Linked DNA regions of Mus musculus: region 2 is linked to region 1. The links are chromatin contacts, found by Hi-C or POLR2A ChIA-PET in ENCODE. All regions are on one chromosome and are shown on one strand. Each heading gives the region's core, a stretch centred on a gene start or an enhancer-like site at or near the end of the contact. The rest is flanking DNA. Distances are from core to core; before and after follow the strand shown.

Region 1 (7,207 bases), core at 2,359-4,858:
TGGCTGTGGTAACTAAAGCTAACACCCAGAACAGGAAGTTTCCATCTTTTCACAACCTACGCCAGACAGGCCCCTCATTCAGGGTTGGAAGTCCACCTGCCACAAGGCCTGGTGGCTTGCAAGGTGTCTTTCACTTACAGGGGAGCTTGTTCCAGCCTTAAGTGGCATGTGGCCACAGCAGTGACACTTTAGGGGGTGATACAGTTTTAGTCACAGAATTACAGAGTGAGGAAGCTTCATTCAGACGCTGCTCATCCCACCCTTCAAGAATTCATTCTATCCGAAAGGTGAAGAAAGAAATAAGAACAGCATTTAGCCTGTGACCCAGAACTAGAGACAGAAAAAGATCTGTCCAGCTCTTCAGTGACCTACACATGCCCTGGCTTTATCCCTTTTGTAGACTGTGCAATGGAGCCTAAACACAGAGCTGTGGTCTACAGTACACACAATTTTGATCACATCTTGTTGTTTTCCCCGTTCTCTATATCTGTAATGGTAGCTGTTGCTTGTTAGAGAAAGAATAAAATGTGTTAGGCAGGTGAGTTTCTTAGGAGATATTGCCAAGCTTTCAATGGTTTGGTTTGAACTTTTCTAACTGAGAATACTTCTTCGGGGATTTGATGTGCAGAGGGGGTGGGGGTCATTCCACACTTTGGTGTAAGTGACCTCAGCCACAGAATAGCAGGGACAAGGAGGGTGGTGGTGATGGAAGAGGAAGATAATAAATAGAGGGACCAGAAACCAGAACCCCCAACAATGAATAGAGTCTGCTGATTAAACTCCAGATGCCTTAGTAAGATCATCATCTTGATTATGTGCAAGACTCCAACACCTACAAGGAGGTAGGCTCCTTTATCACGACTTGATATGAGGAAACTGAGGCACCCAGTAGGGAGTTCATCCCAGCCCACAATGCCTCATCCCAGTACTGGATCGATTTGATAGTTCTGGCTTTTCTTAATAAAGTCACATATGGGGAGAGCGTATTCATTGAAGACTTATTGATGTGAGTGTGTGCTCCTGAGTCGTGTCTTTCTTGCTAACCTAAGCCATGTCTTCCTGTTGGCCAGAAAGCCATGGCATCATCAGGGGTCTCAGGTAGTACCTCTCCCAACGCTCCTCTCCACGCAGGGTTTTCTTCTCTAGGATGGCAACATGGAAGGACATATGGCAATATTCACTCTTGAAAAGGTGCCCTCTGGGTGCACAGACTGTTCAGTTCCCGATTGTGTCAGGTGACAACCTATTGCATACTTCTGTGCCATTTCCCAGAGGTGTTCATGGGCCATAGCTCTGGGGTTGAAGATGCTTGCCTGAAACCTGACCATGGATTCCAGCATGCTGCCCACTGTTCTTCATAACTGCTTCAACAGTGCTCTTTGACCAGTGATCAGACATGCTGCTGAGATGTTCCTTCTCCCATGCAGTAACTTTTTGTTATTGTGCTTTTTCCTTCAGAACTCCTATGGGAGAGAAAACTTAAAACCAGATATTCATTGCCATTACACATGATGCTGAAATTTAGGGTTTTCAACATGTATTTAAGGGAAGGAAATATAGGTTTCAAGAGTAAGCATTCAGTGTGTCAGTACATGCATAATAAGGCCTCAGGAGGACCTGCAACCACTTAGCCTGTTATTGGAGTCTGCATTTAGCAGTAGAGGCAATGGTTTGCACTGGCACAAAAGAACTGGAGTGGAGGAAGTGCCTTAAGAAAACACTTCTGCTCCTCAGTGGACCATCAGCACACCAGGAAGCTAGACCCTTTACCTTTGCCAGTACCGCACTTGTAACCACAGGAGTGCTTGGAAGATCTCAGACTTCCCTTGGGTAATTGGCAGATGGGAGAAAGATAGATCTGAAAGCAATAGACGAAGAAAGAGAGACCCCAGAAGTAGTGATCGTATTCCACTGTTTCTGTTCTTGTCACTGTCACAAGCGTGTTCATTCAACTTTGACCGAGGGTCTCCTCTGCATGAGTTCATGGAGGAACATGACACGATTCCAGAGCTCTAAGCAAATAGCCACAGTAGAATGTGGTGTGTTTTAAGTGCCAGAGATGATACACCCAGGCCTGTGGAAGCTGAGAAAAGGGAGGTTATTTCTGGCAAGGGTGGTCAGGGAAGGCCCTGTGGAGCCACTGATATTTGAGCTGGTCCCTGAACTAGGTAGGACTTGGACAGGTGGACAGTGAGAGGTGGTGGGGGAGGTGTTGACAGAGAAGGCATTCCAGGCATAGAGAACAGCTTAGGCAAAGGGCCTGGGATGGGGTGGGTTTGGGGTCAAGGTCAGATGTCTGCATTTGAGTCCTTACCTACTGCAGAGTTGTATTTCAGGTGCGCAGTGGCAGTTGGCTGTGCAACCCACAAAGATGTGTTGGGTGTCCCTGAGCTGCTGGCTTCACAGAGTAAGCCCTCAGAAGGCATGGGATCAATCCGGGGCAACTCAGACTGCTCCGTGATGAGTGGTGAAAACCCCATGTCAGCTGCAGGTGGATCATGTATACAGGAACTCAGTAGTGAGGACCCAGCGCGAGAGACCTCTGCTCACGGAGGTACTGAGCAGAAACAACCTAGGTTGTTGATTTGTCTGCTTTATAACACGAAAAGACTTTAAACAAAGACTCTTCAATTTTTGTTTTTAAACGTGCATTCTGGAAGGGAAAGAAGATGATGTGGAGACAAGAAATAGAGATGAGAATAACAACATTGAAGCCATGGTAATGAGATGGACCGGAGTGTAAGGCCCATTTAGATGGCAGCTCCCTAAGGCTGTGGCCTGGTTCAGGTCAGCAGAGGGAGAAGCACACGTGTTTAGCAAATGTAGTAAATGTCTGAGCGAGTTTTATCGTACTGCAGATGTAGTCTCCCCTGGCGGGCAGCCTGCACAGAGTGGTTTGAGGCTGGGGCAGCTTATTCCTAATAGAGGAAAATGACTTGGAAAATTATGACTGCATCCTTTAGGAAGTGAACATTTCCTTTGTGGTTCCAGGGCAACTTTCTGATACCAGGGCTGGCTCTCTGTGTCATTTCCTCCCTAACACTGTGACTCCCCCTTCCCCATTCCAAACCTTCCTCCAAGCTAAGTAGCCATTGTTAACCCAGAGGTTAATGTAAATTAGAATCAACACACAGTTAAGTTTAATGGCCAATAATAAACATGGGGTGGGGGGGTGGGGGGAGGAAAGACAGACATTCTGTCCTGTAAGTGTGCTTATTAGAGTGTGTAACAATGAAGGAGGAATAAGGTGAAAATGGGGACATTCGGAATGGTCAAGTCAGCTGCTTTCCCAAGCCTTGTACCTGCTCCTGGCTCAGTGTCCCAAGGTATATACAAGTCTCTCACAAGCTAATGCTCTGCATGATAGTCTTAGCGAAGCATCGCTGCCAATTAAACATCAATCAGAAATTACAAAATAGGTCAGTAGGGAGAGGTCTAACCATGAACAAATCCAATATGGGAAACAAACTTTTTAGGAATATTCCAATGACTTAAAACAGAGAGCCTGTTGAGTCTAGCCGTTGATCTGCCGCCTGCACAGTAGCTTGAAGAGAAAGGCACACGGCTCCCCTGTGTCCAGTACAGTTGCCTCTAAACCTAATCTAAAATAAGCTGGCCTGGCTCAGCGGGGCTAATAATAACAGTGCATGCTATGTGTCTGCCCTGCGCTGTGGCACTGTGCCTAGCACTTTAAATATGTTGTCTCATTTAATCGTCTCTCCGCCCCCGAGAATGTAAGGCTGAGAGCAAGGGGCTGGCATATGTGAATCCTCACGATGTGCCTGACAGGAAAGCAAATCTGCTAAATCATTTGATCAGCATCCTTTAAGATGGCTACATTGAATAGCATACTCATTGTACAGAGGAAGAAACTGAGGCATGGGAGAATAAGTATGTCCTAAGTTAAACCACTACTCAGTAGTGAAAGTGGGGGGAGCTAGGATCTGTGAGAGGGAGTGTAATTCCATGGATAAACTGTGTGATCTTGAGCAAGTTGCTTAACCTCTCTGAGGCTTATAAACGGGAGACTGTTCTAGGAGTACCTGTGTCTGAAGACTGTTGTGAGACATTAATGAATTAATATTTGAAAAGCATTATAGTAGTGGCTGGCATGCAGCAGTGCTTTAAATATACCACTGTCTGTTAGGTAAAAATAAAGACAGCCTGGCTCCAGAGCCTGTGTGACTCTGGCATTGCTCTTTGACTGGCGTGTGGCTTGTGACCGGCTCCACAGCACCTCCATACACTGGTGACTGGTTCAAGCAGGCTGGGAAAGGGATTGCTGTAGGTGGCCTGGAGACCGGCCTCAGCCTCTCCGTGCTTCTGTTGAAGATCCCAGATGTCTGCTGTGTGAGAGACATGACGTCAGAACCTGGAGTCCACTGCTAGTACTGTCAAAGAACAGTTTCAATAATTGGTGTGTGTTCTGGGCTGGTGGCTCCTTGGCTTGATGAACCCTGCCATAAACACTCAGGCACAGTCCTGAGCTACTCCAGGCTTCTGACCCATCACCATGGGTAGTCCTTGAACTTTAAAATTCATCAACATCATCCAGATTAAAATGCAGGTTCCCAGAACCCTAACCCTCCCTCAGACTTAACAGGTAACTAACACCTATTGTCTGTTGACTATTCTTTGAGAAAAGAGCCTCCAGTGTAGCCCAAGAATCCCTGATAGCCAGGCACCTGCTGATGGCCTAGCATCTGGCAGGGCGGGGGTTTTTGCAGGTTCCCATGTCAACACATTACTTGATAGCAAGATGGGTGTGAACAGGCTGCTAGCTAGACATGAGCTCTTCCTGCCAGCCCAGGGCATCTCAGTTAGCTTATGAAAGAAAAGAGAAAGCAATAAAACACACCGCAAGCTAAAGAGGCTTATTGTTAAAAGCTCTAGTTTGTAAAAGATTTCCACCATGAGGAAAAATCAGGAAAGAAAAAAAAAAAAAAGGAGCCTGGCTTATTTCTGCTGACTGGCCTGTATCATTTCATAAGCGGGGCCCTGGGCCAGTATTCCTATCAACAGTTCTTGATGCAATGATAAACTGAGATAAGGGTAATCAAACTTCATGCTTCAGGGCACCAGGTGATTGCCTGCTGTGGTCAGGATGGAATTCTTCCCCCTAGTGCTTTGCACAATTGACTAGACACATTAGACAGAGGTGTGTGTGTGTGTGTGTGTGTGTGTGTGTGTGTGTGTGTATGTGTATGTCTTTTCCATGCTTGAGAGAATGGCACTGAGGCCTGGCTGGAAACTCCTCTGACTGAGCCCACATGGGAAGAAGAAGAGTGTCTGGAGCGTGCAACCCCATCACCCTTGGTTATCATCACTTATCGCTACTCTGTATCTATTGATACATATCACATGCTGAGGTCGTAGCACACTGCACTTAGAAGCAGGTGCCCCGATCTCCATCCATGGTCAGCCAATCAAGTTTCCTCATCTGTTGATGCTCTGCTGCCCTGTGAAATTATAGTTAGTGTCAGATACAACAATACATGGAAATGAAAGTGCTGTTAAAATGTAAGGTGCCATTACAACATAATGAAATCACTGCTCATTGTAAACAGCCGTCGATACATTTATGCTGGAATACTGTCATGGCCGTAATGACTGAGCATTGGGTTCTTAGTCTGTGTGGAGCACTGAAAGGTGTTATTTACACTCTCCCAGGGTCCTGTGTTAGTGTGTTGGGACACCTGCTTGTTTTATTCCCATTTTGTAGGGAATGTCACAGATCTCTGAGGAAATCCTGAAGGAATGTCACCTTCTCATAGATGACTACAAACCAGTAACCCACAGCAATTGGGATTTATAACTTCATAGTCAGAAGGAGCAGAAGTCTGTGATGTGTGTCAGTGGGCCCATATGGAGGCACATAGGTGCTGGGGGCAAACGCTTCTCTTTGCTTTCTATGATCTCCGTGGCTACGGTCAGTCCTTGCTGGTTGCCCCTTCCTCCATGTTTGCAGTTACTATCTGGCTTCTGCATCCCTGACTTCTCTGCCTCCCTCTTCCACATGATAACTCTGGCCTCAGAGACGCCCCATGACTAGTTCCCAGGTTTAGAGTCCTCAGCCTAATCGCCTTTTGGCTAAGGAAGGTAGCATATTTTAAGGGTGGCAGGAGCCCTGGGGTTGACGCTTCTCAAGGGTGAGGTCATTATTCTGCCTAGCATAGGCCAGGACCTTATGAGGACCATGAAATAGTGGAGTCAGAATATCTGCCCAGTTCTGACTTTGGAGCCTGTATCTCCACCACTTGCTGTAAATCTCCTCAATTTAACTGATGGAGAAAACAATCCAACCATAGACATAAGTGGTGGAAAAAGCTATGTTGCTCTTAGAATAATCAATTGGGAGCTTTTAAATATAGTCATGCTATTTGGTAACAACCCAGACCTGACCTATGCTGATCTTCATGTCATGCTCCATATTGAATATGCTACATACACAGTTGGGTATTTGTTGTTGTTGTTGTTGTTTTGTTTTCTATGTGGAAGGTATTTACTAACTGAATGGAAAGTGGTTCCTGAATCCACTTGTTTTTCTCTGACAAAACTGGCTGAATGTAATTTGAGAACCTGAGCCATTTTGAAGCCTGAGACCTGTGGGGAAGTGTTTCAAAGCGACTGACTACTCGGCAGGGGCGAATGGAGAAGTGGATGGAGAGGCGTGACAGACGCGACTGTCTTGTCACTTGCTGATTTTGGCACAGCCTCTTGGCCAAGTGGATGGAGTTTCTCAAGCAAGACTATTGTGCTCCTTCCCTGATGACCATGACTGTCTCTGGTTTGTGAAGCTTGAAGTCCCCAAAGGCCAGTCCTTCAATTACTGTCCTATGTTCTGCTAGAACTCAAAGAGCAGTAGAAAGTTCTCAAGGCCTCTTTTCTATCTGCTGTGTAAAGTCAGTTCTAATTTTGAAAGTCACCCTGTATACCTGTCACCATAAAAGATTTCAGAACAGTTTAGAAGTGGATTAAGAATGCAGAGCTAGGAGTCTGGAAGCTAGCCTTGCTTGACCACCAGCTTGAGGCTCGAGACAGGCGCTAACCTACTGGCCACCGTTTTCTTCTTAGAACAAAATTAATTTGGGGGCAAACTAGTACCTAGGACCTCCAAGGTTCTAATAACGGGGTTCTTTAATGCTACATCTGTCTCCATATTGTATCTTCCTCCATTGTAAGAACGAATACCATGATGACTTAAAAA
Region 2 (7,207 bases), core at 3,480-5,979, 36 kb after region 1:
TGTAACTCTAAGTAGACCAGACTAGCCTCAAATCATAGAGATCCATCTGTCCCTGACTCTCAAGTGGTGGGATTGAAGAGGTCTGCTACCATACCCACCTACACTATTGTTTTCTTTAACATAAGCTTGATAACTCCAGTGTATAGCTTATCTGTTTTATTTTGTCTCTGAATTGGGTTGAAATGTCCAGCAATGGGTGTTTGATAATGAATATTGTATAAAAAATTATTTTGGGGTGATTGGGTGATGTTACTTTTCTCGTAGATTACTTTGTTGGGTAACAAATTTTTTCCTGGGGTGATGAAACATACTTCTCGCCGTAGATAGGGAACCTACAGTAGATCAAAGTGTGGTTACCACCAAAGTCCAACTCGGTGAACCAATGGATTTTATGATGAGTGGTTACTTTCAGGAGCAGATATGACTCAAAGACAGCATCACCAAAGCCCACCCCAGCATAGGCCCATAAAAGCTGAGCACCTGGAGCTCACTGCACAGCCTGCAGACATCCCTACATGTTGGAGACTGGCCTTTCCAGGTACCTTAGTTGATTTGAATTTCTCCTAGGTGGATCATCTTGTCTGAGAGTCTTCTGTGTAGCTTTTCTCCTCTCCATCCTTCTTGCTGCTGGGCTCTGTTTCCTCAGAGGAAACAGGGAAGGAACTACTGAATCTAGTCAATTTCAGAAAGTTCTGGAACATATTTGTTGTTGTTGGTGGTGGTGGTGGTGGTGGTGGTGGTGGTGGTGGTGGTCACCTCCCTGCTTGAGGAGTTCCCCTGCAGGATAAGATGTTTTCGGGAGGCAGAGGCAGGCAGATTTCTGAGTTTGAGGCCAGCCTGGTCTACAAAGTGAGTTCCAGGACAGCCAGGGCTATACAGAGAAACTCTGTCTTGGGGAAAAAAACCAACCAACCAAACAAAAAGATGTTTTAATCTCAGAGGAGACTATTACAGCATCACTTGTAGGGTGGACGAACTCTGCAGCCGTCAGCCTGGAGGTTAGATTGCTGGAAGTTGTTTTGGATTCTTTGATTCTCCTTCTCTATGATGCAGCTTTTTGGGGCTATAAATGATAGGTTTTTGCTATTTACTTATGGAGATCTTTTGTATATATTTCTTTTCAGACTACCATCGATATTTTTTCTTTCTACTTGTGTTCTCATTTGTAGAAACCTTAAAAATTGGCCAATCTGTAGGGTAAAATCAGGCATGACTGTGGAGCCTCAGTCCTTGCATCCGTCTTCTCCTGTGGACACTGTCACTCAGGCACTGGGGTCCTGGGAGTCCTTTTAAGAGTGCTGTTTTTTGACTCAGTGGTAATGTAATGACTAAAATATGATAAAATATGCTTATTCCCGTATCACCATTCTTTTTGACTGGATAGAGTAGCCCCGCAGGGATGCCCTTTCCTTAAGCTAGAGGACCTGGTTCTCCTCCTCACTGGAGGGTCAGCATTTATGAAACTGGACCTTGCCCTAAAGGAACCCCCCACCATGATAGTGAAGGTAAAACAGCAAGTTTTGCAGGCGGTTCTGCCTAACAGTGGGTGGGGATGGGGTAGCCTTCACATTGCTGTTGCCTAATAAGATGAAACCATAAAGTGCAATATTTACTAAAAAGCTATTAGAATTTTGCTGTCAATCAGGCTGTGGTAGATGTCTTCTATGAATCCCCTTCTTTAATTCCCAGAGGGACCAGTGAGATAGTGAAGACAATTGTTTCTATTTTACATTTGACAAACTGAAGTCCCAACTCAGGGAGTAAACATCACAGACAATTTTTAGCTGTTTCTATCCCTCGGTTAGCATCCTTTACCATGGTTTGTTTGACTCTTGGCTTGCCCGATTCACCTAACTAGTGTCCTGATTCCAGTGAGCCCTAGAGTTCTTCAGCTCTTCTGCAAGGAAGCCAGACATGATGCAACACATCTCTCATCCCAACACTTAGGAGGCTGAAATGTGAAGCCAGCCTGGGTGACACAAAGTTTCAAAAATCCTAATACACTGAAGGGATTCTGTGTGGCTCAGCCCTTTACTTGGTGCATTTCCCTCACAGATTTTGACATTCTTTCTGTGCATGGGCACACTCTCACACACATGCAGACACACTGACAAACAGACACACACACATACCTGCTTTGCTCTAAGTACAACAGTAAATACTTTCTATGTGTAGCATCAACAGCAAAATGGTATCTTTTGTAAATTAAGCTTTCTTTGTAAACAGAAAGCAAATTGGTGGTGGGCTTATTTATGAAGGATTAGGTTGGCTGTAGGCAGGGTATGGGGAGAGGCGACTTGAGTGTCAGAGGAGCTACAGGATGTCACAGTTCAGCCATAGCTAGGGGCTAGCTGTGAGTCAGCATGGCCTGGCTTCAGTTCTTGTGGATGAGGGCTGCTTCCGGTGCTGGGATGCATAGATGCTGCCTGGCTGATGTGAGCCAAGGAAGAGCGCCTCACAGAACTTTCTGTTTCTGTGCACGTATTTCCACATTTCTTTAGGAGCAATGAGTGTTTGAGATCCTTTTTCACGATTCTGGGCAGAAAGAGCCAAGTGACTTTCCATCCGGAAGATGCAGTTTGGGACTGGTGCCACAGGCAAACTTGGTGCTTAGAGCACATTAGTCTTTTTAGGCTGCTAGAACTGTCTAGGGTCTGAACAAACAGAAAGCATTAGGAACAAGTCAGGGAGAGGCTGCTTGGAAGATGTAGCAAAGGGATTAAGGTTCCTTGTTACAACTGAAAACAGGAGGCAGAAATACTAGGACAAATTAATATGAGCTGCCTTGGAGTTGAGTTGGTAAAATTCTTAAGAGAAAGTTTGATAAGGACTGACAAGTAGGAACCAGCTATAAAATTTATTCTGTATGTCGTCCTTGAGCATTTTTAAATAGTCTTTCATTTGCAAGGAAAGTTGGATAAATCGCCACCCGTTTTTAGCTCCTCTTTTCACCAGACCTTGTCCAGACTCTTGAGGTCAGCCTGGCCAGCCACAGCTCTAACTTTACTCAGAATCTACTGTGCATTTAGTTCATTTTTTTCTTGGTGAGAAGAAGTGCTTTTCCCATATTTTATAAATAAGGAGTCTGGTTCTCTTAGAGATTGAAGCCCGTTCCCGGGGTCCATTAGCCAGCAATGGTAGAGTTCTGTCCAGTCTAAGCTCAGTGCAGAATGGTGCTGCCACCATTGCTACCCCATCATACTTTGCAAAGCATTTTTGTTTATTAACTTAACTGCTATTGCCTATCAACAGAGGTTTTTTTAGAAACATTATTCTCTCCATAGAAAACTAGGCCTGTTTTTTAAAAGTACAGTTTTACTCATGTATTACACTTACACTTTAATTCAAAAGAAAATACGTGTGGACAGTGCATATTTACATTTTTTCAATTTACTGAATGATTGTATTCTCCAGAATTTGAGATGGCTGTTTATAACTTGCCTCCATGGTTCTTAAGTGTACAAACAGAAGCTATTATATTAACCATTGACAGCTTTGGTTGTGTAAAGAGCCATACCCTTGGTATCTCACAATCACGCCTCTCCCATTGGCTCAGAAAACCCAATTTTTTTTTCCAATGAGTTGCTAACATTTACAGATCTTTTAACTCTGTTCTCATAGTTTTATTGGGTTATTGATCTATAGGAACTGTACATATTTAATGTGTGATTTAATATCTGTGAAACATAACTTCAATAAAAATGATGAATATAACCATTTCTCTCAAAAAGTCTCCTTGTAATACCATCTGTTTGAAAGAAACACGCCCCTTTATTTCCTCAATCTAGTTTGGAGCAATATGTCTGGTCAGGGACTCAGCTGACTGATCTAGACCCCAGCCTTGCCCTAAAGTCACCATGAAAGTCAGAGTGAATTCCTTCTTTTTGCCAGCCCTTAGTTTTCCCATTTAACAAAGGAAGGTGTTAAGCTTGAGGGTCCCCAAGGCCTCCTACAGCTCAAAAACAGAAACAATAAAACTAAGAGGGCAGTGTACTTAGAGTATTGGTTTGGGTCTGAATGGTTTTACTTTAGAATCTAGGTGTCCCTAGAGGCTGGGGACCAGCTGGCCTACTCTGTCACTCCCTGCTTTACTGATTGGTTTTCATGGAATCATTTTATTTCTTTTCAATCCCTTTCACCCTAATACAAGGTCACTGACCTCTTTCCACGTTGGTCTTCAAAACACCTAATTCAGAATATAGAACTGTGACTTGGGCGGCGATGCTGGACCTGCAGCAGCTAGATCTAGATGTTTGATGCTCTACGGCAACAGTGGCTGAGGACAAGGTCATCAGCTCTGGCTTTTCAAGACAGTTTAGGTCTTTCCTGGGAGAAAGAAACATGTTGTATCTATGTATTTCAGGACTGGGGGAAGGGATGCAGATTGGAGTTTAATTAAAATTCGGATCCCTCTTTTGCCCACTTCCTTGCCAAGTTGGGAGCCAACCCTTCTGTGTGGGGTTCTGGAGATTTTGCTGTGATAACAAAGAGTTGCCTTCAAAATTCTGGCAAATGTACCGAAAGCCTCAATATGCTCACCAGGTGCTTCAGCGAGGCCTGGCTCGGTGCTGCCTTTTGTCTGTTCTTGCAGATACCTGTCTACCACTGCTAGGTCTCTTGATAAATAGGGAACTATAGAAAGAGGTGGGCAAAAATTTGAGCGGGCTACAAACGAGAAACCAGTTTCACCACAGCGTAAAGGTCTTTCCATAATGCTTTTGTCTTCTAGGTAGCTAAGTGGGACTTCTGAGGAGGGGGAGCTCAGATTTCTTCTTGGCCAACCATGGGGTTCCTTCTGCTTTGGTTCTGCGTGCTGTTCCTTCTGGTCTCCAGGTTACGGGCGGTCAGCTTCCCAGAAGACGATGAGCCCCTCAACACGGTTGACTATCACTGTAAGTCACACAAAGCCATTTCCTCGTTTGCAACGGAAGCCTTTTGTTTGTCTTTGCCTAGGTCTATTCATTTTCAGCATCAGAGACAAATTTTAATATGTCTTTACAATGTTTTGCACATTAAATCATCTGCAGTCTTTCCCTCGGCTGTGCAGAAACTGAGCCAGTTCTGTTGGGCGCCATCCTGCAGCAGCCCAGACATAGAGATTATATATTTTCAGTAAAAAAGAAAAAGACCATTTGCTGACAATTCTCCATCTTTTACTAATTTATATTCAAGACCTTAAGAGAGGAATTTAGTTAAAACCCTTCCTACAAGTGCTATATACAGCTAATCAATGCTGGCTATTGATTCTTCAGCTCTGTAATCCTGACTGATGGTTTAGCCCATTTTTACTTGCAGATTCAAGGCAATATCCGGTTTTTAGAGGACGCCCTTCAGGCAACGAATCGCAGCACAGGCTGGACTTTCAGCTGATGTTGAAAATTCGAGACACACTTTATATTGCTGGCAGGTAATTTTCCTTTCGTTGGTTTATTAGATTAAAATTCTTTTCTCTTGTGGTGCTTGCATTAATGTGTCTAGTTCATGAAAAACTAATATGTGATTGTGATCAAAAACTGCAAGTAGCCAAAAAATACTCTCATGAAGAGCGTGCTGGGTACCAGGATAGAAAGCAAAGTTAAAGCGTTCAGTGTCACATCCAGAAATCACACATCATTATTTTGTCCCAAAGCAGTGGGGTTGGGGGAAATCATTCTTTATTCTTTCTTAACTTAGACTTTTTCAGGCAAATATCAGAAATATGTCTGTGCTTATGCCCAGTCAGTTTGCCCCAAGCCTGGAGAGAAAGGCTGTGCTTGTCCTGGCTGCAGCAATGCATAGAAGCATCTCACTAATGAGAAAGTACCCTGTTGACTTTGTTCAAGTCACAGAGAAGCCAGATGATCTTCAAAGCACAGTAATGGCAGATCTGTAGAGGTGAAACAAGAAACAGCATATAGCATTGATGCATTCGCAAGGTATGACTGAACTGCCTTGTTTCCAACAGGGATCAAGTCTATACAGTGAACTTAAATGAAATCCCCCAAACAGAGGTGATACCAAGCAAGGTGAGCAGCTAGCTACAGAGGGCGAGTGTATCCGCACTCCCCGGAGCTTCAGGAATGCCCCCCCCCCCATTCAAAGTGCATCCAGTTAACACTAAACTTTGATTTTACTTGCTTAATCTAGAAGCTGACGTGGAGGTCCAGACAGCAGGATCGAGAAAATTGTGCTATGAAAGGCAAGCATAAAGTGAGTGCAGTGGACGGGTGCCTGCCACAGTCTCCTCTCGGTGGCTTTGCCACCATGACATCACCATGGGAGATGTCTGACTGCCGTGTGATTTTTTTTTTTTTTCCTTCAGGATGAATGCCACAACTTCATCAAAGTCTTTGTCCCAAGAAATGATGAGATGGTTTTTGTCTGTGGTACCAATGCTTTCAACCCGATGTGCAGATACTATAGGGTAAGTATCGGTTATAAGAGGAATTTTTTCCTCCTCAACTATAATTTCCTTCACTGGTATACTATTAGAGCTGAACCTTCTCTGCTGTAACCCAGAGATTTATCTTATCTCCGTTATAAGAGAATATAAAACAGAATCCCTCAAATAGAATTTCAGTATAAATAAAGCAATATTACCTTCAAACAAGTACATTGAACAGATGTGACACAAGCGATTTTTTTTCTCTTGTAGTTGAGAACGTTAGAGTATGATGGGGAAGAAATTAGTGGCCTGGCACGATGCCCGTTTGATGCCCGACAAACCAATGTCGCCCTCTTTGCTGGTAAGAAGCTACAGTGTTTTGAATATCACTGATTAATGGCATTGAATATGCAAGAGAATTTAAAGGAAGACAAAGCTCATACCTTGGATAGAGACCTTGACACAAACGTTTCAAAGGCTAAAGCCTGCGAACAAATTATTAAGAAGAATACGTGAAAAAAACAACAGGTGAATCTCAGTGACAAGTATACGTATTCTTACACGGGGCTCTATTATTAACTGACCCTGAATACATCGCTTAATTTTGGGTGCTTAGATCCTTCACCTGTAAAATTAGGTAATATCGTAGGACAGCCAGTTAGAGGTTGAGGGATGAGCACTCGTGTAGTTTATTGCATAGCTAATGGTGCCAGGTGAAACATTGCAGAGGGTAGCTGTGCTAACACCCTATAAGTAATCATGGTTATTTTACCAAATTATAACTTTGGTTTCAGATGGAAAACTCTATTCTGCCACAGTGGCTGATTTCCTGGCCAGTGATGC

Evidence for each region. Hi-C counts contacts between places; a loop is a spot of excess contacts on that map. ChIA-PET counts read pairs that join two places held with the same protein, here RNA polymerase II (POLR2A).
Region 2: a map of heart shows a loop between it and region 1 (2.8-fold over the local background). The contact joins the promoter of Sema6d here to the enhancer-like site in region 1. A Hi-C loop is called at or near these places in 12 of 37 maps with a recorded cell type or tissue (gastrocnemius, heart and left cerebral cortex). POLR2A ChIA-PET finds 5 or more read pairs at or near these places in 1 of 5 experiments (Patski).

The regions. Positions count from the first base shown.
Region 1 is chr2:124,613,988-124,621,194 of GRCm38, forward strand. It overlaps a transcript of Sema6d not described here. Among named protein-coding and RNA genes, the nearest start is that of Sema6d, 36 kb to the right of the region's middle. Within about 2 kb of position 3,609, at least 1 of the 3 ENCODE cell types and tissues checked has a DNase peak (open chromatin) inside an H3K27ac peak, as active enhancers do; it is heart, where a contact is called at or near this core.
Region 2 is chr2:124,648,852-124,656,058 of GRCm38, forward strand. It overlaps Sema6d (sema domain, transmembrane domain (TM), and cytoplasmic domain, (semaphorin) 6D), which reads left to right and starts at 4,730. Exons shown (of 18, transcript NM_199241.3): 1 at 4,730-4,892; 2 at 5,296-5,407; 3 at 5,945-6,005; 4 at 6,127-6,189; 5 at 6,302-6,403; 6 at 6,635-6,725; 7 at 7,159-7,207. The coding sequence starts at 4,784.